2 separate regions of the Homo sapiens genome follow, and region 2 is linked to region 1. Evidence: chromatin loops called from intact Hi-C (ENCODE). Cell type or tissue: endothelial cell of umbilical vein. All regions are shown on one strand.

Evidence for each region. A loop is a pair of places that touch in the nucleus more often than their neighbours do. Peaks named below come from ENCODE experiments on the same cell type or tissue, not always from the same donor. Only the 100,000 strongest peaks of a DNase experiment are listed, where the experiment ranks them.
Region 2: it touches region 1 in a loop (4-fold over the local background); 2 of 110 quality-filtered maps call a loop at or near these places.

Annotation. Positions count from the first base shown.
Region 1 is chr1:241,482,825-241,490,824 of GRCh38, reverse strand. No RefSeq gene overlaps it. Among named protein-coding and RNA genes, the nearest start is that of FH, 33 kb to the left of the region's middle. In endothelial cell of umbilical vein, a CTCF peak has its summit at 4,922 (motif pointing right); DNase peaks (open chromatin) are centred at 4,994 and 7,784; H3K27ac peaks cover 1,474 bases.
Region 2 is chr1:240,026,855-240,034,854 of GRCh38, reverse strand. No RefSeq gene overlaps it. Among named protein-coding and RNA genes, the nearest start is that of FMN2, 61 kb to the left of the region's middle. In endothelial cell of umbilical vein, a CTCF peak has its summit at 7,707 (motif pointing left); DNase peaks (open chromatin) are centred at 3,274, 3,624 and 7,654; H3K27ac peaks cover 1,764 bases.

The DNA of each region.
Region 1 (8,000 bases):
TTGCTGAACTAAAATTTTAAGTACCTTATGGTTTTATTTGAATTTCTTTGATTAATATCATAGTGACAAATTATTTACATATTTATCAGTCATTTGTTTTTCTATAAATTTCCTGTTCCTTAACTTTATTTTTCTCTTAGGATGTTAGTGTTTTTATATGCATTTGAATGAATTTCGTATGTATGAAGTTCATAGACCCTATGACATATTTCATGTAAATATTTTTTTCCCAGTTTTCTGTTTGCCTTATAACTGGGTGTGCAGAATGTTTTGGCATGCAGAAAATTTGCATTTTTCGTAGCATTCTCAAATCCATCAAATTTTTCCTTCAGCTCTTTCATGATATTTGGAAAGAAAGGAAAGAGGCAGGTCTTTAGCTTGAAGGACTAGGAAAGTCCAGGAAAGTTTTACTCCTGCTTATTTTCCCTCTTCCTTTCCTTTCTTCCTTCCTTTCTTCCTTCTCTTCCTTTTTTAAAAAGATACTAAACCCTGAACTTTTTACTGATAAAGAGACTTGAAGTGAAAATACACCGAAGATAGAAGAGAAGGGATGTTTGATGGAGTATGTCCCAGAAGAAACAAGAATGATTACCACAGAGAGCTTAACTTCAATTCAGCAAGAAGAGCTTAACTTCAATTCAGCAAGAAGCATGACTTTTATTTTAAACTGGGGATGCTGAAGTAAGGAGCAATGAAGTGACCTAAGGATAGGTATTTTATTATCTTCTGTGCCTCAGAGGGCCTGGAGTGTGGAGGGTGCTCAACAGTTCTTCAGTAGCTGACATTTGGAGGCATAGCTGGGATCATAATCAAGAACTCTTCTTGGGAGGCTGAGGCAGGAGAATCGCTTGAACCTGGGAGGGGGAGGTTGCAGTGAGCTGAGATCGTGCCACTGCACTCCAGCCTGGGTGACAGAGTAAGACTCTGTCTCAAAACAAACAAAAAACCTCTCTTATTACACCTTTTTTTCTTTTTTTTTTAATGTACTACAATGAACTTTTAGCTTATTTGAGTACCATGCCTTACCAGTATACATTTGAAAGAGTATTTTTCTGATTGAAACAACATAATAATAGATAGGTACACCTTTAGCCCAGTGATATGAAGAGTCTTGGTCTCTATTGTTATCTCCTAAAATTTTCTTTGGAAATCAAGAATGAAAGGAGAACACTTCTATTTAGGCCATGTCTGCTCAATGGCAGAAAGTTAACTGCCTTTCCTGTCAGAAACTAACTTAAAGGACTTTAATTTTGTGCTGAAAACTGTATTGAAGAATGAATTGCCGAGAAAACCGCAACCCAGAATTCTTGTGGATCAAGCCAGATTGACTTATCATACCACCCAACGCTTTGTGGTGTACAGGGAGGATACTTGTTTGAATAAAACTTGTATGTTCTTGTGATTGTCAAACCAACCAGCGAAGGTGATAGAAATGGTCGCCTTCTCACAATAGTAGCTAAAGATGTGTTAATTTTTTTTTTTTTTTGAGACGGAGTCTCGCTCTGTCGCTCAGGCTAGAGTGTAGTGGCGTGATCTCGGCTCACTGCAACTCCGCCTCCCAGGTTCAAGCAATTCCCCTGCCTCAGCCTCCCAAGTAGCTGGGATTACAGGTGCATGCCACCATGCCCAGCTAATTTTTATGTTTTTAGTACAGATGGGGTTTCACCATGTTGGTCATGCTGGTCTTGCACTCCTGACCTCGTGATCCAAGATGTGTTAATTTTAGTTAGAACTACTTCAAATACATTTCACAGTTTTTACAAGATGGAAAGTGCTTTACCAGAAAGTATCTCAATAGAGGATTGGTTTTTGTTTGCTTTTTAAAACATTGATGCATTAATCAAGAAAATTGTCAGGGTAACTTACAAATTTTTGATTTTTGATGATACAGCTATATATGGTTTCATTTGGTATGTGAGTAGACACACAAAACAAAAATACAGGTTTAGAGTTACACCTTGTAGTCATCTTTTTAGGGGGAAGGAAAAATTAAACCAAGAACATTTCTTACACCAAAATAATCTCAAATGAAATTAGATGAATTTTCATTATACTTGGGATGAGATGACAATAAACTAAATCCTTCTGATTTTGTTATTTTTGGTTATATTTATAATTATCATTAGTTAGATTCAATTTATTCAGCGTATTTTCTGGCATCCATTTCTATTAAAGATTAAGAATGCTGCTTCAAGGACTGAATTATGTATCTTGCCAAAATGTAATTTTGATTATAATATTTATCTTGTATATCCAATGACAGATATATTTGAATAAAAAGCACCTGTAACAGTAATTCTCACCCTAGTTGTTGGAGAGCAACACACTAGAATCTCTTTGGGAACTTTTAAAACGTTGATGCTCAGCTTCACTTGTCATGAATTAAGTCAGAATTTCTGAGGGGAGGGACCAGCTACTGGCATTTTTATAAAAAGCTCCCCAAGTGATTTTTATGTGGTGTAGCCAGGACTGGGAACCAGAAATCTGTGTAACACAATGGTAATTTTTTAATACATAAATTAGCAGTTCACTATATTCAAGATAAAATGGTAACCATTTTTGGTACATCTCATAAATGTACATCGTATCATTCTTGTTATGAAGCTATTTAGATCATCTGGGCAGAATTTCACATCATCAGTCTCTTCTGTTCTTTTAAGCTCTCTAGTTATTTCTCCATTATTTCCTTGAAGTCTTAAAAAAACTTTGATTATTAAGAAGGAAAAACTTCATTGCCATTTTATCTTAATAATCAAACATTTGTTTCAAAAGTGATTTTCCTGTATCACTAACAGTCTTGTGGTGAGAATAGTAAGATCATAATTTCCTGGAGTTTTGTGTTATTTTCCCCAAAATAATAAAGCCCTCCTTCAACATACATACTGTTAGCAAATATTCTCTACTAACATTCTGATTTTAATGTAAGCAATATTTGACTTTATACTTTCATAATCATTAGATGTAATTTTATTGATTATTCATCAGTATCCCTTTCAACATTCCCCAATCCTAAATAAGCATGCATTTCAGAAAATTATCCTAACTGTATAAGTTCAAAGACTAAACTACAATAAATATATCACATAAGATTTCCTATTCTGTATAACTGTCCTTGGCATTGAACTTCCTGCCTATGACTTTAGGATATACTAAGAAGTCTAGGAAGACAACCTGAGCTGAAAACTAGGGTGTGTGTTTGTGTCTGGGTTGCTTTCATTAAATTATGGAACATTTCTCTTTCTCAATTTGTTTGAACTGAAAAACTGGATTAAAGACTTCCCATCACCTAACTTCAGGTTTTTTTTCCCAGCCAAAAGACTAGTACCTTAGTGTTTGCCTCACTGACCAACCACTTTTTAAATTTTGATTCATTTTATTAAACTTTTTATTTTGACCTATTTTCGACATACAGAAAAGTTGGAAAAATTGTATGAAAAATTCGTTTATGTCTCACCAGCTTACTTACCCTTATATGAACATCTTACATAACGATAGCACAATGGTCAAGAACAGAAAACTAACATCAGTATAATATTAATTATAGATGTTTTTCCAAATTTCACCAATTTTTCCATTATCCTTTCTCTGTTGCAAGATCCCACCTGGGATCCCACATTGCATTTAGTTAATTCTCCTTAGTCTCTTCCTGTCTGTAACAGTTTTTCAGCCCTTGGTTATCTTTTATCACTTGACACTTATGAAGAGTATTGATCTGTTGTTTTGTTTTAGAGATGAGGTCTTGCTGTGGTGCCCAGGCTGGAGTTCAGTGACCAGTCACAGGTGTGATCATAGCTCACTGCAGCCTCAAACTCCTGGCCTCAAGACATCTTCCTGCCTCAGCCTCCCAAGTGGCTGGGACCACAGAGTGCAACATGCCTGGCTGGATCATTTGTTCTATAGAATGTCTGCCAATTTGAATTATTCTGATACTTTCTCATAATTGGAATGAAGTTATGGATTTTTGGCAAGAATACCACAGAAATGATGTTGTGGTGTCCTCAGGGCATCATACTAAGGGGTTGATAATCTCTGTGTCTTATTATTGATATTTACTTTGATTGCTTTGGTTAAGTGGGTGTCTGCCATGTTTTTTACTATAAAGTTACCATTTTTCCCTTTGTAGTTAGTATGTATCTTAGGGAAATATGTTGAAACTATGCAAAATCTATTCTCAAACTTTCAGCCACAAATTTTTGCATCCATGAGAGTACCTTATCTGTCTGTGACAGTTACTATTGTGGTGGTTGCCTAATGGCGATTATGGTTTTTTATCTAATACATTTATTTAAATTCTACTATGAGGAAGAGCCATTTCTTTCCCTGTTTGTTCACTTATTTTATTATTTATAACAATTTGGAACCATAGATATTTATTTTATTCTATGTGTTCAGTACTACCATTATTTACTTTGTGACTCAATTTGCTCTAACATTAGCCAGTCAAGTGGGTCCTTGTGCTTAAACAAGCCTTAATTATTTTTTGTTTTTATTGATTTATTTTTTAGTGTTTCCTTTATTTTCTGGGACCACAAGATGTTCTTTACTTTCTACTCCTATGACCTCCAAACATTTCCAAAATAGGACTGATCCCATGAGGCACTCTATTAACTTTGAAGTGGTAAGCTAATGAGTTCATGTGACTGGTAGTATCTACTCTGTGAATTAGTTCTCTTCTGTGTAGCAAGCTACACAATTGTCAAATAAGAATCACCTGTGCCTATTACTGTTACATACTAGTCGTGGCTGAATATTTGCCAAATACCACGCACAAATGAAAAACAATAAGCTGACTTCATGCTTTTGCTTGGGGAATTGTATGTATGTTGTGTGTGTCTTCAAACGAATCAAGGAAATTTTAGATTGTTGTAGATGCTTCGAGGGATATGGGGGCTGATTTTTTAAAAAGCAATACATGACCACAAGGTGGCAATAGCACAGATGAGCTTTATTTGCCTTTGACAGGTTTGCATGCAGGAGAAGTCCCTCAGAGCAGGAGAAGTCCCTCAGAGCATGAGGTCTTCCGGAGTTTAAAGTACGGGAAGCCACCACTCAGAAAGAGTGGAGGGCAAGGGGACTTCCAGGGAAGAGGGAAATTTGATAGAGGGCTATGTGTCTAGGTAACATCATTAGCAGCATGGCAAGAGTGACTCAGACAGCTCCAAAGGGCAGCAGCAGCTTGGGGTCTTTAGGGCCCAGAACTTATCTATTGCTAGCAGATGTTTGGTGCAGTTTTACTGAGTACACAATACAGACAGGCTCTAAGTGGCTACAAATATGCTTATTTAGACTATCTGCTTGTTTGGACCGATCTAACAATTGGATGTGTAAAAATTTGAGTTTGGAGCTGTCAGATTTTTGAGTTAGCGGGTCTCTGCCTGCAGTGAAGAAATAAACAATCTAGGGCCCCATACACAGATGCCATTGTTGACTCATTTATATAACATTCATAAAGTAGCACTATGATTTTTCATGCTACATCAACTCTCAGTTTCAGGAATGTAATGAATGATTATTAAAGGTGAGCTGCATGGCTGAGCAGCTTGTCAATCTTGATTTACACAGTAAGAATGATACATTATTAGCATAGGACTATTATAGAAGTAAGAACTTAAAACCTGCGTTACAATTCTATTCCTCCCACCATTTGGGCATCCAGTGAGAAGCTGAAGATGGCATGCAAATCCTGATAATCTACTCACTCCATATCCAAGGGGACTTGGGGAGAATCTGAGGTGGCACCTGTGGTGGAGTGGACAATGTTGGACTTGGAGTTCAAAGTCATCTCCAGATCCTGATACTGTTGTTTGCTTGTCCCATGACCCATAGGTAGAGGATTTAATTCTGTAAAAGCAGTCTTCTCTGCAAAATGGGAATAGAACTGTCTAACTCACATGGTTATTGTTGGTGCTAGAACAACACCAACAACATTACATCCTGAGTCCCAGAACATAAATGCTACCCCGAATGAACTTTTATAGACTGTTTATAGTCCATGTGATGACATAATAGATGATCTCCCTACCTGATGTGACTGGAATGGTATGGAGACAGCCACTCTGCAATGTTGACTCAAAGATCCACTACATTATAATGCTCCAAGAAGATAAGGAACACATGTATTTTGTCTACTTCTGAATATCCAAGATTTTACCGGGTACCTGACATACAGTAAGTACTATATAAAGACATTATTTGAACAACTTCTTTGAGAAAACCTCAATTGAATGCATTTATGGAAAATAAGTTCTAGATATCTATGTACAACATTGTGCCTAGAGTCAGCAATGCTATGCTGTGCACTTGAAAATTTGTTAAGAGGATAGATCTCATGTTAAGTGTTCTCATGAAACAATCCCTGATAAATGCAAATATCTATTAAATAATTAATGTCTTGGTTCATAATAATCAATCAAATTAACTTCACTTAGCAGTATCCTAAGGGAATGGGGCATAATTTTGATGAAAGGAGGTTTAGAGCATGGGATATTGTTGAGTAAGGAGAGCATGGCTAAAGTGCTGGGGCAGGTGGTCGCCAAACAGCCAGTAGGGAGTCAGAAGAGGTTAAATGCACTGGGAGGGAAACACTCAAACCTAAGAGAGGGCTTATGAATATGGTCACTTAAAACAAACACGGACAACTTCCTAAGGATGAGTTCTGTGCCTATACAACTTTTCATGTAAATGAAGCTCTATCTTGCTGGGGATAATATATGATGGAATTAATTGTATCTTGGACATGGTTCGTGTTTCCTAGAGGTGCTATAGAAAAGGATAGACACGTCCAGGCGCAGTGGCTCACGGCTGTAATCCCAGCACTTTGGGAGGCCGAGGGGGGCGGATCACGAGGTCAGGAGATCGAGACCATCCTGGCTAACATGGTGAAAGCCCGTCTCTACTAAAAAAATACAAAAAATTAGCTGGGCGTGGTGGCAGGCGCCTGTAATCCCAGCTACATGGGAGGCTGAGGCAGGAGAATGGCGTGAACCCGGGAGGCGGAGCTTGCAGTGAGCCGAGATCGTGCCACTGCACTCCAGTCTGGGCGACAGAGCCAGACTCCGTCTCAAAGGAAAAAAAAAAAATGAGAAAGGGATAGACACCCATTTTTGCAGACTCCACAAGCCAGTTATCTCTGAAGGCTGGACAGTCTGTGGACAGCTGCTGTGTGCAGACAGCAGCACAGGAAAAGGAAGACAGAGGAGAGGGAGTAGAGGATGGTAAGTGACAGACACATGGATCCAGGGAAGAAGAAGAGAAGCAGTGAAAAGAGAGATAAAGAGGAAAATGAGACATCCGCAATGCTGAGAGTTGATGTCATTTGTTTCCAGAGCTCCTAATCGACTCAAAAACTTCTCGGTATAGGCCAAAATCCTCATGACACTTTTTTTTCCCCTATCTTTCCTACTCACAAATCTCAACATTTGTCTTTGAAAGGTACTCATCTACTTCTCAAATATTGTACTTACAGATAGAAGTCTTCAGAACCTGCATACTATTTTGTGTCTCAGCCACCAAAAAAAAAAAAAAAAAAAATTATGGAGAGTAATTGGGCAAATTGAGGGTATGAACGCCAGAAGAAACAATGTATTTTGACAAGAAAAATTGGTTGGCAAACGTTAAGGTTTTTATGAGTAATCACAATGATTCTTTAAGTAATTATAATTTGTTCCACACTCTGTCACAGTTGTTTTGATTGTGGCTTTTTATTAGTGAATAAAGTTATTTAGTTGTCCTTATTTTTAGGAATAGATTCACAGTATTGAAATATTTCAAATACCAATGATGTTAAATTTCTTGAATATTTTCCCTTTCTACTGTCTGATGAGTCATTGGACTATCATTCTGTCCCAAGAACATTATAGTGACACCAGTCTTAGTCACAAAATCATTACTGTCATAAAGTGGGGGGGCAGGATATGGGAAGAAATCTACACAATGAGACAAACCTGGCTTAATCTTACAGTTGCAATTATTACCCACATTTTTAAAGCAAACTTATCTTG
Region 2 (8,000 bases), 1.5 Mb after region 1:
GATTTTCTCTATCACTAGTTTCCAGAAATTTGATTTTAATGTGTCTTTTTGTAATTTTCTTCATGTACCTTTAAAAAATATATGTAACATAAAATTTCTTTTTTTCTTTTTCTTTTTTTTTTTTTTTGAGACAGAGTCTCACTTTGTTGCCCAGGCATGCAATTGTATGATCTTAACTCACTGCAACCTCCACCTCCAGAGTTCAAGCAATTCTTCTGCCTCAGCCTCCCGAGTAGCTGGGATTGCAAATGTCCATCACCAAGCTTGCCTAATTTTTATATTTTTAGTAGAGATGGAGTTTCACTATGTTGGCCATGCTGGTCTCGAACTCCTGACCTCAGGTGATCCACCCACCTGGGACTCCCAAAGAGCTGGGATTACAGGTGTGAGCCACCATGCCCAGCCCATAAAATTCCATTCTAACCATTTTAAGTGTACCATTCAATGACATTAAGTACATTCACATTGTTGTGCAACTGTCACCACCACCCATTTTCAGAACCTTTTTATCTTTCCAAACTTTCCAAACTCTGTATTCCATTAAACAATAATTTCTTGCTTTCTACTCACCCAGCCACTAATAACCTCTGCTCAACCATCTGTCTTTAGTTTTCGACTATTCTAAATACCTTATATAAGTAGAATCATACTACATTTTCTTTTTGTGACTAGATTATTTCATTTAACATCATATATTCAGCATGTCATCATATGTATCAGAATTTTCTTCCATTTTAAGCCTGAATATTATTCCATTGTATGTATACAGCACCTTTTGTTTATCCATTCACCCACTGATGGACAAGACCTGGGTTGCTTCCACCTTTTGGATATTGTGATTAATGCTGCTATGAACATGGGTTTACAAATAACTGCACAAGTCCCTGCTTTTACCTCTTTAGGTGTATAACCAGAAATGAAATTGTTTGATCATAGCGAAGTCTATATTTAATTTTGTCTGGAACAGTAATGCCATTTTGAACAGCAGCTGTAGCTTTTCCATGTTTCTTTTGCTTGAGGCTTATTGACTTTTTTGTTCATGTGGGTTTACAATTTTTATAAAAAATTTTGGCCATCAAATCTTTAATTTTAAAAAATTTCTCCAGTCTTGGGTAGCTCACATGCACACACTGATCAGTGCTCAACTGAATACACCAGGGGGCTCTGCAAATATGTGGGTTATCTCTTTGTTAATTCTTTCCTGTCTGCCGGGATTCGGTCCTGTGAAATAGTTGTCTTGTTCCCTGCAGGTGGCCGGACACATCTCCTCAACTCTGCAAGATTGCTGGGCCCTACCTGAGTTCTTCCTTCCTTCACCACAGTCTGCAAACTTTCTCCAGGCAGTAAATCAGAGCAATCATAGGGCTTTTCTGTCTCTGAGAGATCACAGCCCCTTGTTGCTTAATGTTCAATGTCTTACAAACTATTGTTTCATATATTTTGTCTTTGTAGTTGTTGAGGCAGGAGAGTAAATCTGGTCCTTGTTAGGTCATCTTGGTTTAAGTGGAAGTGCATCCTAAAAAACTCTTATCCCTAGACATGAAAAGATGACAAAATGACCAATGAGATCACCTGGATTTCATCCATGCTTCTCCAATCTCCCATCTCCCATTAGCTAGCATCTCTATTTTTCCTTGGTACTTAGGATTAACCACTCCAAGTAGAACTACAACGATCTAGCTCATTTCCCTGTAATAAAGTACCATGAAATGACTCAGAGGAAAATTCCATTTCCAAATCAGTAAAAGCATTTTGTATTTGATTTTAAGGATTCCTTCATTGGTATCTAAAACACTCTACAAGCAGTGCTCTGAGTTATAGGAATGAGAAGCAAAACTCTTGAATGTGATTTCATTGCATGTGGTTGTGAAATTTATCTCTTGGGTTTTAGATCCATGTATTCTGACCAAGAAGTACCACTTAATTTTAGACCCATTTGGAGGAATATCATATATTGGTCATTTATTCAAGATATATGCAGCATTATACAGGACATCTCAACTTTGCAAGGTGTTGTTAGTTGATCTTTAACTGAGTCCTCAAATAACTTCTCCAACTTTTCATAAGAGTCTCTGTTCAGGATGATGACATGGTATGTGATAGCTCTAGTGAACCCCTGGGGAGCCCATCTATTACTCAATTTTTCTTGATAGCAATCAGTGTTTCTGGAAAACATAGATGACCTGTGATATTAGTAAATCCATGAATGATAACATGGAGAGAGAGACAAATAAAGATAATCAATCCCAGGATAAGGATATTAAGCAAGAACAAATTGCTCTTCTTTCATTGTGAGTGGAATTCAATACAATAAGCCTCCTACTAGGTAGCTGATATGCTGATATCTGTGCTCATTCTGAGAGTCCTTTCAAATATCTGTTCTCCGAAACTTTTCATCACCAACCTCCAATTTTCTTCTTTCTAGCCAAACCATTAATCAGTCTTCATAAATCTATTCAGACTCATCTCTGAGGCTATATGGATGAGGGGTGTTTTCAAAACTCTGCCCTCTGAAAGAGTTTTTCTTCTATATGTTTGTGGTGGTTTGAATGTTTTTTTCACCTCCAAAACTCACGTTGAAACTTAATCCCTAGTGCAACAGTGTTGGGAGGTGGGACCTAATGGGAGGTGTTTAGATCATGAGGACTCCATTTTAATGAATGAATTAATGCAGCTATAGAAAAAACTTATAGGAGTGGCTTCCCTCTCTTCTGTTCTTCGACAATGTGAAGACACAATATTCCTTCACTCTAGAGAGTAGCAAGGGAACACAATCTTGGAACCAGAGACCTAATCTACTGGCATCTTGATCGTGGACACCTCAGACTCCAGAACTGTGAGGGAATAAATTTTTGTCCTTTATAAATTACCCAGTTTCAGGTATTCTGTTATAATAGCACAAAACAAACTAAGATAATGCTCTATCAGAGAAAATGGAGCTTATGAAATTATAAAGTTATTGCAAACAGTTTTATTCAATTCAAGTCAATTAATCTTTATTGAGTTCCTACTGTATGCATGGAACTTCAGGCTGGTGCATGTATATTTTGTAGGATCTTACTGTATTATTTTCTCCTTAGTATTTTTTAGTAGGGAGCAATGATGAGGGCATAGGTAGTTTGAGAGAGTAGTGAGAGAGTATCAGGAATAGGCATAAGGGATTGTGAGTCACTCGTTCAAAGAACTTGTTTACGACATGAGAATTATCAAATGCCTGGTTTGACATATAACACTTTGACCTGATGATGGATTACCATGGAGTATTCCAAATTTCAAAGCTGTGTGGTATGATAGCACTAGTTTATAATGTGCTCTTTAAGTTGTATGCTCAATTATGGCTTTACAGTTAGATGTTTATTATTCACCAAGGCGTAGTAGAAAGCTAAGAGCCACTTAGTGAAAGGACAATAGCAGAAAAAGGCATACTTTTGCCTTAAACTATGATGCCTTCGCTGTGAATTTTTTTATTTATTTTATTATTATTATTATTATTATTTATCCAGGAATGCCATGGATTCCATTGAGTCTTCTGACCCATTACAGATTCTTTGAGCATGATTGGATATGCTAGATCATAAAGGTCAGGAAGCAAAATGACCAATACTATTTCCTGACTCATCTGGAAAAGATTCTTTTGCCCAGGGTCGTGCTTAAAGCTGGAAGCCTCTCGGAGACATGGGTAAATGATTCATGGCAGTGTACTCAAATGTAGCAAACACTGCCTCCAAAAGCAGAAGGGACTCACTTGGTGTTAGAACTTGCTGTTAGGAGTAGCGGAAGAAATGGAGGGATATCCCGGCAGGTGCCAGGCCACTGGACTCCCTGAAATTTTTCTGAAATATTGTTCCCTGTATTTTCATGGTATTTATCTCCCTCTGGCATATATATATATATATATATGTATATATATATATATATTTTTTTTTTTTTTTTTTTTTTTTTTGAGATAGAGTCTCGCTGTATCGCTTAGGCTGGAGTGCAGTAGAGTGATCTCTGCTCACTGCGACCTCCTTCCCCCTGGGCTCAATCGATTCTTGTGCCTCAGCCTCACTAGTACCTGGGACTACAGACGTGCACCACCACACCCGGCTAATTTTTGTATTTTCTGTAGAGACGGGGTTTCTCCATGTTGGCCAGCCTCGTCTCCATCTCCTGGCCTCAAGTGCTCGGCCCGCCTTGAACTCCCAAAGTGCTGGGATTAGAGGTGTGAGCCACGGTGCCCAACCTGTATTTCAATGATATTTAAAGTAGTTGCTTCTTGCTTTTCAAACCCCGTTTGTATATTACCGGCAATGAAGTAGGAATGCTAATATGGTTCTTGTTTGAAAGTCGGCTCACTCATGTAAGGAAGGAATTGTAGCTTCAATGAAAAGATAAATAATTTCATCAGATACGTGTGGTATGTGTGGGAGCCGGTTTTGAATACACAGAGAAGTTTAGGGGGTGTTTGAAATGCTGAGGTTCTTGGAGTCCTTTGCATATTCCAGTAAGTTCACATTCTTGGAATTATTTTCCTTTTTTTTTTTTTTTAATCCAGATCATATGTTTAACCTAAGTTACCAGGAGGATCTATAAATTCAATTAGGGGCCACCTGGATCTAAATTTGAATTCAATTTTTAATTACCCTGGGGCATAGGAGATACTGTTAGGACCATGATAGAAAAATGCTAAACTTTTGTCTGTCTCAAGAAGAGAATTTAAGGATTTGAGCTCGCTGTTCCCTTTGCTTACACTTATTTAGACAAACTCTAGGCCTTGACTTTTTACCCGTCTTCCTGTTCTTTGGAAAATTCACCATGACACTCTAAAACATTGTCTTTAAAGAGCATACTATTTTAAGTGCCAAAAAATCTCTAATTTGATTTGCTATTTTGCCACCTTGTGTACTGTAAATCTGCAGGGTCTCATGCCTGGTTTTTACTGCCTTCAACCTCCAATTACTTAGATAATAAGTCTCAGAATCCCCACATTCTCCTGAGATGCTATTGCCAACAATCCAGGCCTTATTCACACTTTCTGTATGACTTAAACTCCTCAATTGAAAACAACAAAAAATGACTTTAGATAACTTAGGTGTAAATAAACTTGTCGGAAAGTTACTCTTAGCTTACAAAATTGACAGTGAGGTTGAAGAACCAAGCTTTATAAAAGGGACAAGCAAAAAAGGAAGCTTTAGGCATTAGAACCATCTGGCTATTCCTTCTATGCTATAACGCATAGCCATAGCCACACATTGTGACCATCTGTGGACTCAGCCACCAGAAATCTAATCTAACAACAAACAGCTACTTGGAAGGCTGAGGTAGGAGGGTCACCCAGGCCTCAGGAGAGTGAGGTTGCAGTGAGCCGTGATTGTGCCTTTGCACTCCAGCCTGGAAAACAGAGTGAGACTCAGTCTCAAAAAAAATAAATACATAAAGTTCATGGCTCTTGAACAGCTTTTGCTGATTAGAACCATTGAACTAAAAGTGCAGTATTTAGTATTGTAACTCAGGCAGGTGCTAATATAAGTGGAAAATTTTCCTTACTAAATCACAAAAGGGAAATTTCCTGCTGTTTGCTAACTCTTGGGTTATTTTCTGTTTTAGAAGTTTGGATGATACTGGCAGTGTATTTGGGATATTAAGACTCAAAGGAGCAGGTCTGTGGAATAGCCCAGTTTCAGGATGGCTCCCCTTGTCTCTCTGCTCATCTTGTTCCACGTCAAACAATGAGTGTAAGAGTGGGAGAATCATTCATTGTAGAAAATAGCATGTTAAAAAATATTCATTGTAAATACATAAACATTGTGGTGGTATTTTGGACCATTTGATAGAATAGAAAAATAACTGCATTATGCAAAAATTATTTTTGTAATGAAAATTGTTGAAATAGAATTGATATTTCAAATATAATTTCTTCAAAAGGAATACTTTATATGAAATTTAAAACAGAACTCTAGAAGGGTAAAATATTTGTGAATTATCTATTTTGCCAAAGTGCTTGAATTTTTATTGCTTTTATTATTTATTTTGCTTCAGTTTCTTGCCATTCTCCGAGAGAATTCCAATGACTGGTCATTTTTAGATAGAAGTGGGTTTTAGCTTGTAAGGGCTGGTACACTGATTTTTTTTTGATTGAATAATTAATATACTTGTGGAAATCTCTGCTTAGTTTAGGTAAAACTCTGGTTTTCTTAAAAATTATAAAAGATTTGTAAAACCTAGAGATTCAAGTCATCTGAGCTTTTTTCAATGTTTAAATACAGAATTTAGATGTATTTAATTCCCATGGCCAAAGGGTAGAGTTAGAAAGTGCAATACCTTTATAATTTTTAATATTTACAGTCTATTACTTATATATTAATTACTAATTGATATTAACCACATGCTTTTTAAATATGAAGATAATATTGTGAGACTAATTTTTGTTTATTGTGAATCCTAAATACTGTATCAAGGAATTTTCAGATTTTAAAAATTACATCAGGCTGGGCCTACAGTGTAATCAGTGTTCTCTAGTTGATGTTCCCATTGATATGAAAGGTAGTATATGTTGCATTTATCAGAGCGAACCTCTTTTAGGTTTACTTTAAATTTTATTGTTAAATGCAGAGACAGATTACAGTTCAGCATCTTCCCATCCAGAAGCATGATAAGATTCCTGTTGTGTTCTAGAACTAACTGTTGCACGTAAAATGTTGAGTGAAAATGCAAATAGTTTATAACCTTTTAGGATTTTTGTTTTATGCAGAATTCATCTCTCTAACTTGTATACCTTCTTGATTCCTTTAAAAAATATCTAACACTTAACACAAGTATGAATAGAACTAAACTAGAAACTGAATTAATCACTAATTTAATTCAGGCATTACTAATTAATGTACCTATCAGTCTATTAGGGCTACGGAAGGCACAATACCAGTCCTGATTCTAAGCCACTCTTCATACTAATTGGCAAAGCATGACATATCTGTGGTAGAGAGTGAGAATATAATTCAAATCTAAACAGGTGCTATAGCTATTCAAAATTTAAACTTTGATCAATGGGATCAATATTCATGACATATTATTAAGCAAAAAACACATTTATAGTAGAATTCAATTTTTATTCTGTATATATTATTTATTACAGATAGGACTATATATGTTTTATAGAGAAAGGACATATATAAAGGACATGCAAATATATATAATATACATAAAATATTCACTGAAGTACAGTATCTTTGGAGGTTAGCCAGTAATTAGCACCTTTTCCTAAAGTTATAAGAATAACATGCTCAAGCTTGTTTTCCCAATGTCTAACAGTTTTGGATATTGAAACTCGTGTATCTAGGAAAAATAAATTAATCACCAGCTGTGCAGTGAAGTGTGTGCCCCAATATTTGGTGTTAGCATCCAACATTCATGCTGCACATTGCAGAAATTGGTAGAAATGCCCTTCAGAATGCTCTTGCTACTGAAAATGGGAGAAAGATGAAAGAGGACAGTACAGAATTAAGGGACTATTTACCCAATTTTCAACGTTTAGCTGGAAAGGAACATGGAATAGTCTAAAAGAGTGGGATATATAACTGTAATGAGTTTGTAAGTTATATTGTTGCAAAATGATGAACAGAGTTTTATTGTTTTAGAGGTTTCCTGTTGATCTTTGTTTTTTTTTAAAAAAACCTGACCTCAGTGGATTTCACGGCTGTAGGATGGTGGCCACTGCCACCTACAGACCAGAAGTGTGAAGTGGCGTGGCTCTTTTGCAGTGGAGTCCCTCAGAGACTCGGCATCAAACGTTCTATAAAAAGCAATTTTTCAAGCAAAAGTTGAAAGAATTTCAAATGAAATAGTAAATATTCTAGAGAAATAAAAAATGAATAATCACATTTTCCCCAGAGATCACTCTTTGACAGTATATAGCATATATATTAGAAGATTAACACCTAATTTATATTTTGAGTCAGACATACACATCTGACCACAAGACTGGACCCACCTAATATTTCCTTTATTCACCTCATTTTTTA